Linked DNA regions of Homo sapiens: region 1 is linked to region 2. The links are chromatin contacts, found by Hi-C or POLR2A ChIA-PET in ENCODE. All regions are on one chromosome and are shown on one strand. The core of a region is the stretch at or near the end of the contact, and the rest is flanking DNA. Distances in the headings are between cores, read along the strand shown.

Region 1 (5,467 bases), core at 511-3,010, 170 kb before region 2:
GCTGAAATAACTTTGGAGAAATACCACTGAAGTATTCCTTTCCATTTTTTGATAATCACAGAAGTGCTTCTATATATTAAGCAAAATTCTATCTGTAATTTCCAAATCGAACTCAGTTTTCTCCTCTTCCCCCCAACTACCATTCAACCATTGGGTAGGATGGTAACTCTCAAAGACCCCTCCCAGGGGGTCTCTGCATAAAGCTGTATATCCCCATCTAATTTATGCATTTGTTCATTCATTCAATATTTCTTGAATATCTATTATATAGTAGGTACCGGGGACATAAAACAAACAAGGCATAATTCCTGCCCTCAAGGAGCTAACAGTGGAGATTAACACATAAAAAGAAATTAGCCATAGAGTATGGTACATGCTTCCATAGAGGTTGGTCAGGCTTTGTGACAACACAGAGTAGGGACTTAAGGAGGTGACTAGAGAAACCTCTAAGAAAGGAAGACACTTGAGATGAATTTTAATGATCAAGTGGAAGTTAACTAGGTGATTAATAATAAAAGCAAAAATGATCACATTTTTCCTGTGCAGGCACTGAGCTCCTTATAGACATAATCTCACCGCAGCCTCCACCTCCCAGGCTCAAGTGATCCTCCCACCTCAGCCTCCTGGGTAGCTGGGACCACAGGTGTGTGCCACCACAGCCAGGTAATTTTTCATTTTTTTGTAAAGACGGGATCTCCCTATGTTGCCTAGGCTGGTCTCAAACTCCTGGGCTCAAGCAATCCTCCTGCCTCGGCCTCTCAAAGTGCCGGGATTACAGGCCACTGTGCCTGGCCTTCTTGAAAGATCTTAAATTGTACAGGAGAAACTTGAGGATATTTATATGCTAAGGCTCTAGTTTATTTATCTTTGATTTTCTTTGAGACCTGGTGTTGCCAGTTTAACCATTCCATTGAACAGGGGACTAAACAGCAGTTAGTGACAGGTAGTCACTACTCACTAGGTTTCAGCATTTATTAGCTGGTGAAAGCAAGACTTAGTGAGCAGGCACAGAAACTCTCATTCACCTGTTGATGTCTAGTCCTGCTCTCTGATCCTGGACACTCTGGTAAGCACCTTGCACTGAAAATGCACATAAAAATGTACACTGCAATGGAATGCCACCATATTTTAAAGACAGGACAACAGAGTCCTACATACAGTATGAAAGGGGGGATGTAGGGGCCTCAGGAAGCATGGGGCTCTGTACCTGTAGTTTGTCTATGGGAGTATTGTCTTTGGCTTGCTGCATTCTTAAACCTTGTTCCAGCTGGGGTGGTGGGAAGCACACTCTTTCCAGTCAAAATCATCCCTTGAAAGCTACCATTCCACCAGGGAAATTTTTACTTCCACCATCTCTTATGCTAATGAACACACCGTTTGTGGGGTAGATTTCAATAACAATATTTGAAGTGCTAAGTAACCCCCTCCTAAGTGTGGATCCCTAATTAGGATGTTTCAAATGCTAACTAACAACTCTTGGAACGTGGATGTCTGATTAGGGTACTTCAAATACCTCCTCCTTCCTCCCTCCTCCTAGGGTGTCGATTGCACGAAAGTATTTTAAAGTAAATCAGCACAGAGATGATGTCATCCCTACATAGGACTTGCTAGTGAAAACAAGAGAAAAAAGTGTCCCTTTGTGTGCGTGAGATACTCGTCACAAGGACAAGTAGAGACAAGCTTGGAGTGATGTGGCCCCAGTCATTTCCTCTTCCCGAATGGGTATGCAGATGATGAGTTAGTAAAGCATGAGTCTCTGTATCCCTTTGTCTGAAAACCCACATGACACATGCTGGCTCTACAAACACCACCATTATCCCTCATGACTTTTCCATAGCTGAGCAGTGCTGACGTAGAGGAGTCAAGGCGCAGACAGGCTGCCACCCTGAAAAATAAGAGCACTACCCGAAACAAAGGCCCCGGGTAGCATCATGATTTTATGTGGCTGGGCTTGAGACAGATGGCACATTCACTGGGCTCTGATTGGGAAAGGGTACTTATTCTGGGCTAAAGAGAAGACCCTGCCACCCTGGGCAAGCTGATGGAGCCAGGATGCCTCCCCCTGAGTGAGATGTGGCCTGTCTGTATTTTGTTTAAGTGTGACACCTTCAACTCAACATCACACTTCTGGGATAGCACAGAATCACTGAGGACCCTTAGGTGTCCCATGAAAGCTCTGGACCCAATATGCAGAAAAAAGAAAAAACGAAGAGCACATACGCATATACATACTTTTGTACATAATTACATAATTTCAGGAGGATTATGAACTCCCTCATCCCTTTCTAAAATATATTTTTTTGGAAATAGAGTCTCGCTCTCTTGTCCAGGCTGGAGTGCAATGACACAATCTTGGCTCACTGCAACCTCCGCCTATGGGTTCAAGTGATTCTCCTGCCTTAACCTCCAGAATAGCTGGAACTACAGGCGCTCGCCACCATGCCCAGCTAATTTTTGTATTTTTGTTAGTAGAGACAGGGTTTTACCATGTTGGCCAGGGTGGTCTTGAACTCCCGACCTCAAGTGATCTGCTTGCTTCAGCCTCCCAAAGTGCTGGGATTACAGGCATGAGCCACCATGCCTGGAGCTTTCTAAAATATTATGTGCCTTTCAGTGCAATCTAAAATTATTTTTTTTTAGGGCAAAATATTGCAATAAAATAAATAAATTTTTCATAATGTCAATTCATTTCAAATTGGATTTTAGCTTAAAATAAAGAATTTTCTGGTCTTGGGAATGTCCAACAGTGGCCTAAATGGTCCTGATTTCCTTTGTTACTGAACCAACCTTGGGTCCACGCACTGGGCTCTGCAAAGCCAATACTCACATCAGGATTGCAGCAAGAGAAAGTGGGAGATTTATTGCAGGATGCCCAGGAAGGAGAATTGACAGCATGTGGTTAAGATGTGAATTCCCTGACAGTTTACAGGTAAGGGACTTCAAAGGTGGGGAGCCAGAGGTGACAAGCAAAGCCATAAATCAATACATGAAGGCGACATATTGGTTTGACCTAAAAAGGGGGAACATCTCAAAGCAGGTATGCTGGGGTAGATTAGAAGATATTTTATTTTACTTTGAGACGAGTTTCACTCTTTTTGCCCAGACTGGAGTACAATGATGCGATCTTGGCTCACTGCAACCTCTGCCTCCTGGGTTCAAGTGAGTCTCCTACCTCAGCCTCCCAAGTAGCTGGGATAACAGAAGCACACCACCATGCCTGGCCACTTTTGTATTTTTAGTAGAAACGGGGTTTCACCATGTTGGCCAGGCTGGTCTCGAACTCCTGACCTCAGGTGATCCACCACCTCGGTCTCCCAAAGTGCTGGGATTACAGGCATGAGCCACCACGCCCGGCCAGATTAGAAGATTTTCTGATTTGAGATTGGTTAAGGAGCTGAAGCTTTCTCTAAAAATTTGGGGCCAGCAGAAAAGAATGTTAGCTCTGGCTCGTGGGTGTGACCTCCTCCAGGACCCCAGGAAGAAATTTAGATAAAGAATGGCGGTCAGAGTTCAGTCCTCAGCTTCCCCTTCTCTGAGGTCTACATTCTAGCAGATGGTATTTTCCATTCGGTGGCGTCTGGGTTTCTGAAAAACAGCTCAGGGACGCATGTTAAGATGTCGTCTTTAGTTTCTATAGTTTCTATAGTCACAAAACATTTTGTGACTCTAACTTCCTTGGTGATTGTTTTAAGCTATTACCTTTTTAAATGTTTTGTATTTTTTTTCATGATGTCTTCTGACAGAGGGTTGATATAATCTTTTTTTAAAAATTTTGAGTTCCCAGGTACATGTGCAGGATGTTCAGGTTTACATACTCAGCAAATCTTCTCGATTATAAAGTTCCTCATCTACTTCTCAAGGCTAGCTAGGTTCCTGGAACTTCCCTTGAATGAACTCTAAATTTTTCTTTCTTTCCATGCTTGGGAAGATTGTTGGGGTGACTGGCAGGCCCCTATGGGGGGTCCCTGCTCTGTCTAACCTTGTTCCTGGTAATGTTTGGCTGAGGTTGTTGCTGCCTGGCAAGGATGTTAAGGAAGAGATTCCTATACAGGGTGGGGACTGAAGAAGATGCCCTGCACATGGGCCTTTCAACTCTAAGAATCTATGAGCTTCCACTTTCAGGCACCCTTACAACCCCAGGGAAGGAGCGTGCTGGAGAATCTTCTGGAGTCATGACTCCATCTCCCCACGGGTGGGTCAAACTTTCTCTGAGGGTTAGGTCTGTACATTAGGATCAATTCCAACATCAAGTTCAGTAGCCTCTTCCTGTGGAGAGTAGAGTAGGGACTTGTGGATGGAACTCAAGGGCAGAGAGCAGAACAAGGGCCTAGGGATCAAATTTCTTCCAGGACTAAGAAGACACAGATGCAAAACTAGGGGCAGTTGAGATTTCAAGCAGAAGTACAGTTTTCCTGTGGAATTTGTTTCCTCCTTACTACCTGTATTAGTCTGTTTCTGTGTTACTATGAAGAAATATCTGAGATGGGGTAATTTATAAAGAAAAGAGGTTTAATTGGCTCACGGTCCTGCAGGCTGCACAGGAAGCATAACAGCTTCTGCTTCTGGGAAGGCCTCAGGAAGCTTCCAATAATGGTGGAAGGCAAAGGAGGAGTAAGTGTCCTACATGGAGGGAGCAGGAGTGAGAGAGGTGGGAGGGGCCACACACTTTAAGATCACCAAATCTCACGAGAACTCACTCACTGTTGCAAGGACAGTACCAAGGAGGATGGTGCTAAAGCATTCATGACAAATTCACCCCATGAGCCAGTCACCTCCCACCAGGCCCAAACTTCAACACTGGGGATTACAATTCAACATGAGATTTGGGTGGGGACACAGATGCAAACCACATCACCGCCTCCTATACAAATCCCCAGCCCCAGACAGAGAGGAAGTCAGTGTAAAACGATTCTTACTTGAAGAATGAAAGGGCCAGGCACGGTGGCTAATGGCTGTAATCCCAGCACTTTCGGAGGCCGAGGCGGATGGATCACCTGAGGTCAGGAGTTCAAGGCCAAATGGTAAAACCCCATCTCTACTAAAAATACAAAAATTAGCCAGGTGTGGTGACAGCTGCCAGTAATCCCAGCTACTTGGGAGGCTGAGTCATGAGAATTGCTTGAACTCGGGAGGCAGAGGTTGCAGTGAGCCATGATTGCACCACTGCACACCAGCCTGGGTGACAGAGTGAGACACTGTCTCAAAAAGTAAAATAAAATAAAAATAAATCAAATATAATGGTAGCCTTCAGTGATTTTTTAAAAAAAAAAAAGTCCCTTCTTTGGAGCTCTGTTTCTTTGGTCATCCTCTCTTTATCCTGGCAAAATTTTACCCTTCCCTCCTTCTTTGGGAGTTAGGAGAGGTTGCAACCAGTTATCTGGGCCACTCCTTCTATTTCTCTCCCTATGACAGCCTAGTCTAGTCCCTGTAGCCTAGTCTAGTCCCTGTAGCCTCCTGGCTGAACTAC
Region 2 (5,049 bases), core at 537-3,036:
CAATAATATTATCAACTGATGTTGTGGGAGACACAAATTGGGGGGTGGCTCCCTGGTTCCAGCAATTTCCTCAGTTGCCCCAACGGTGGTATTCCATTCACTCCACTGCTCTCATAGGAGATCCACATGGCCCCTTGGTCACAGCACTTGATGGAAGGGTAGGTATTTTAGTCCGTTTGGGCTGCTGTAACAAAGTGCCATAGACTGGTTGACTTATAAACAATAAAAATTTATTTCTCACAGTTCTGGAGGCTGGAAGTCCAAGATTAAGGTGCTGGCATGGCTGGGTTCTGGTGAGGGCTTCCGGGTTGCATGTGGCCAGCTTCTTGTATCCAGAAAGACAAGCATTCTGGGGACTCTTTTATAAGGGAAAGAATCCCATGACTTAATTACCTCTCTGAGGCTCCCCCTCCTTATAGCATCATATTGGGGGTGAGGATTTTAATGTGTGAATTTGGGGGAGACATAAACATTCAGTTCTTAGCAATTTCTCATACACCTAGGCTGATCCTTGTGGTACACGTATACTTGGCCACAATGACTGGTCCAAGGGTAGATGTGTCATCCAAGCCAGACCAATCAAGTCTTTCTTGGAATTTTTCACACTGGAGTTTGGAGGGGGAAATCCTTTCTTCTTGGGTAATGAGGCAAGAATGTGAGCCTAAAGATGGAGGAGAAGCAGAGACAAGAAGGAGAAAAGGAGAGGGAGACCCGAAGCCATCTGTGTTCCTGGTTCTATTATAGAGTGCCACTGTCACTTGAACTGCCTTCCTAAGCCTGCTGGTCCAACTCTTCATTCCTTTTTTTTTTTTTTTTTTGAGACAGGGTCTCATTCTGTCACCCGGGCCGGAGTACAGTGGCACAATCATGGCTCACTGCAGCCTCGACCTCCCAGGCTCAATTGATTCTCCCATCTCAGCCTCCCGAGTAGCTGACACTCCAGGTGTGCGCCACCAGGCCCAGCTAATTTTTGTGTTTTTTTTTTTTTTTTTTTTGTAGAGACGGGATTTCCCCATGTTTCCCAGGCTGGTCTCAAACTCTGGTTTTAAGAGAACTGCCCACCTCAGCCTCCCAGAGTGCTGAGATTACAGGTGTGAGCCACTGCGCACAGCCTCAGCTCTTCTTTTCCATCAGTCACCTTTCTGTTTAAATTAGTTCAAATGGAGTTCTTGTCACTTGCAGCTGAGAAAATCCTGAATTGGACACTTATCAAAAAAAAGTACTTTACAAGATCACTGTTAATGGCTGGTAAGCATCCCGTGATATGCACACCTTTACATACTTTTCAAGTCTTCCTCTATTATAGGACACTTAGATTCTTTAAAGACGCCCTGCACCATAAATAATGCTGTGATAAACATCCTTATTCATAAAATATTGTGCACCTCTCTGACTGTCCCATTAGACTTGCTGCTAAGACCACATGCACTTTGAAAGCTTTTGAGACCTTATGATCAAATTTCCCTGCCAAACAGTTGCATTTCATGTATATATCTGACAGTCATTCATGAAAGAAAGCGTCTATTTTTTCACGTTGTTGCCACATATTAGATATTATCACTATATTTCTTTAACATGTTTCTCGATGTTATAGGCCAAAAGGGCCACCTCATTGTGTTTTTAGTTTGCACTTCTTGGGAAAAACAGTTATGCTTACAAAGAAGCCCCGGATTTCCATCAAGTTGTGGAGTGTCATGCTGGGGACACTCTTATCACTCCCCTGAAGGCCTCAATGGCTGACTCACTCTATCAAAATGCTAACAGGGTTTCCTGCCATCAAAGGGTTTTGCCAAAACATCACATTGCCTCATTTTTTATCCTAAATACCACAACCTTCTTAATTCTGAGAGGAGGGGAAGAGAAGCCATCAGTGAACATCCTAAAAGAGGACAGCAGGTAGTAGGAGTACCTTTTTATTTTGTTTGGTTTTTGTTAAATTTAGACTTAGGGATAGGGATAGACTTAGAGATAGACTTAGGAATAGGAATGCCTTTTAACTGACTCCAAGGAGGGGACTTCTACTGGTTCAGAATGCTCTCCATCTGGGGGATGGTTCATTTATTTATTTATTTTTTTGAAACAGATTCTTGCTCTGTCAGGCTGGAGTATAGTGGCTTCATAATTGCTCACTGCAGCCTCAAACTCCTGGGCTCAAGCGATCCTCCCACCTCAGCCTCCTGAGTGGCAGGGACTACAGGCACATGCCACCATGCCCAGCAAATTTTTGTATTTTTTGTAGAGATGGGTTTTTGCCATGTTTCCCAGGCTAGTCTTGAACTCCTGGACTTAAGCAATTCTCCCACCTCAGTCTTCTGAGTAACTGGGACCACGGACTCGCACCACCACACCTGATTAATTTTTAAATTGTTTGTAGAAACAGGGTCTTGCTATGTTGTCCAGGCTGGTCTTAAACTCCTGGCCTTAAGGGATCCTCCCTCCTTGGCCTCCCAAAGTTCTAGGATTACAGGCGAAAGGTACACACGGCCTTTTCAACTTTTTAGAAGAACACGCTAAGTGGTATGCACTTTTGTTTGGTATTGGAAAGACCTTGAATTTCACAGAGGACATTTCAGGATTTTTCCAGAGTGTTTAGTGCTTGACCACCCAGTGCTCCTCACAACAGACCGAGTGACATACTTTCTGACTTTCCTCTGAAGTGCCTCCAAATAAGATGCATTTGCTTTCATCTTTTTCTCCCTTTCCATTAAGAAAAGACTAAAACTAGCATGGCACTGTCAGCAGTTGAGCTAGTGAACTCTGGGATTCTCATGAGGAGGCCCAGTGAAGAAATGGCCTTTCTTCCTAATTAAAGACTTGGGGAAGCACCCTCTAGAAGAGCAGTCCCCGACCTTTTTGTCACCGGGGACCAGTTTTGTGGAAGACAGCTTTTCCATGGACTAGGGAAGGGTTGGGGGATGGTTTCCAGATGAAACTCTTCCACCTCAGATCATCAGGCATTAGTTAGATTCTCGTAAGGAACATGCAACCTAGATCCCTCGCATGCACAGTTCGCCATAGGGTTGTGATCCTATGAGAATCTCATGCCCCCGCTGATCTGACAGGAGGCAGAGCTCAGGCAGTAATGCTGCCTCTCCTGCCACTCACCTCCTGCTGTGTGGCCCTGTTCCCAACGACCACAGACCAGTACCAATCCACAGCCTGGGGTTTGGGGACCCCTGTTCTAGAACACCTACTGTTGACTTCTGTGCCCTAGTTTCCCAGGACCAAAAGCCCTTCTCTGTACATGTGTGGTGGGAGCACCATGTGGCCAAAGAGTTAGCTGAGGCCAGAGATGTTTCACTGTGTCAGTGCAGTGAAAGAAAGAAGGGGGGGAACTAGTTTTATTTTGTTTTTAGATTAAATATGCGTTGACATAACTTCCAGGTGTCTGAAAATTATGTGAAAACATTTTTATATGGAAGGTCTGTACTCATATTATTGTTGTAATGGGTTAAAAATTGCATCAAGGGATATTGATTTCCATTTTTTAATCAGTCTCCCTCTCTAGATATATGGATAGAGAATGTGTGTATGCATGTGTATGTATTTACAGATATATATATATATATATATATATATATATATATATATATCCACCCCAGCTCTTGCCCTCCTAGGTTTTTAGGTTTTCTTTCTCTTCTGTTCCAGTGCTGTTCCTTTTCCCTAAGCAAGGCCGTTCATGCACCACCCCCCACATTCTCTAAGGCGTAGAAAACTACTAATAAAGTGAAGACTGGGCGTGGTGGCTCACACCTGTAATCTCAGCACTTTGGGAGGCCAAGGCAGGTGGATCACCTGAGGTCAGGAGTTCAAGACCAGCCTGAGCAACATGGAGAAACCCCATCTCTACTAAAAACACAAAACTAGCCAGGTGTGGTGGTGCATGCCTGTAACCTCAGCTACTCAGGAGGCTGAGGCAGGAGAATGTCTTGAACCCAGGGGGCAGAGGTTGCAGTGAGCCAAGATCATGCCATTGCACTCCAGCCTGGGCAACAAGAGCGACTCCATCTCAAAAAAAAAAAAAAAAAGAAAGTGGAGATTTCCAGAAGAAGGACAAATCCTACTCGGATATAAAAATAGAATGTTTTGCAGGATATAGCTTTCTAATTTAAATCTGGTACAAAGCACAACTTCCTCAGGCCTCAGTTTTCAGTTTATAACAAGACAAGGATTGCCTTTTCTCTAAGGTGGCATCCAGTTTTGTGATCTTAGGAGACATTGACTGGTACGACGTAGGCAAACCCCTCTCTGCTTCAAACCTGTCTGGGAAGCCAAGCCCAGGGTTTTCTTTCATGAACCACTCGGCTTCTCTGTCTCTCTTTGAGTTTAACCTGGTTTCCTTCTATCTCACCACCCACGGGTGGGGCCAGACAGTGGTGTGTGTCGCCACTACTTCCTGATGCCCACTCTGAGCCAGGCTGCATTTGGGGCTCAAAAGGGTTCATTTGCCCAAGGCATACACAATCCACAGGAGCGGAGCCTCGATTTGAACCCATGTTGTCAAACTCCAAAGCCACGATCTTAACCACTATCCTATGCTGTCTCCCAGGAGGAGGGTGGTTTTCAAACTTTTTTTCAGCACTGAAACATTTTAAGTGATGTCTTCCATAAAACCTCAAAAATGGAGCTGCCCTGGGGATCGCAGAGCAGGAACCTGGTTGTGAGCCACTTTGCCTCATCCACAAACCGAGATTGGCTCCCGGGTGCCTTCACAGAACTCTGAGCTGCATGAAGTGGAAAAAGAAACCACTCTTCTCCACTGACTACACATGACTGTGACAGACAAAACCCACCTTGCCTGTCCAGAGCCTGCTGGTGATGGTCAGTGGTCAGCATCCACAGAGGCCGAAGCCTAAGAGCATGACTCACAGCTCATGCAGCACTTCCCACGGCCAAAGGGCCAGCAGTGCCCTCCTATTTTCTTTTCTCTCTCTTTTTTTTTTTTTTTTTTTGAGATTGAGTCTAGCTCTGTCGCCAGTCTGGAGTTCAGCAGCATGATCTTGGCTCACTGCAACCTCTGGTTCCCAGGTTCAAGCGAGTCTCCTGCCT

What was found. Hi-C counts contacts between places; a loop is a spot of excess contacts on that map. ChIA-PET counts read pairs that join two places held with the same protein, here RNA polymerase II (POLR2A). Pooled maps may share reads with other maps.
Region 1: a map of PC-9 shows a loop between it and region 2 (2.8-fold over the local background). The contact joins two enhancer-like sites. A Hi-C loop is called at or near these places in 1 of 168 maps with a recorded cell type or tissue (PC-9), 1 of 37 single-sample maps with no recorded cell type and 4 of 50 pooled maps. POLR2A ChIA-PET finds 5 or more read pairs at or near these places in 1 of 52 experiments (GM12878).

What each region holds. Positions count from the first base shown.
Region 1 is chr10:25,064,629-25,070,095 of GRCh38, reverse strand. No RefSeq gene overlaps it. Among named protein-coding and RNA genes, the nearest start is that of LINC01516, 46 kb to the left of the region's middle. RefSeq lists enhancers at 1,225-1,783, 967-2,166, 1,784-2,343. Within about 2 kb of position 1,760, at least 3 of the 41 ENCODE cell types and tissues checked have a DNase peak (open chromatin) inside an H3K27ac peak, as active enhancers do.
Region 2 is chr10:24,894,233-24,899,281 of GRCh38, reverse strand. All of the region lies in intron 3 of PRTFDC1 (phosphoribosyl transferase domain containing 1), which reads left to right. Among named protein-coding and RNA genes, the nearest start is that of PRTFDC1, 56 kb to the left of the region's middle. Within about 2 kb of position 1,786, at least 4 of the 41 ENCODE cell types and tissues checked have a DNase peak (open chromatin) inside an H3K27ac peak, as active enhancers do.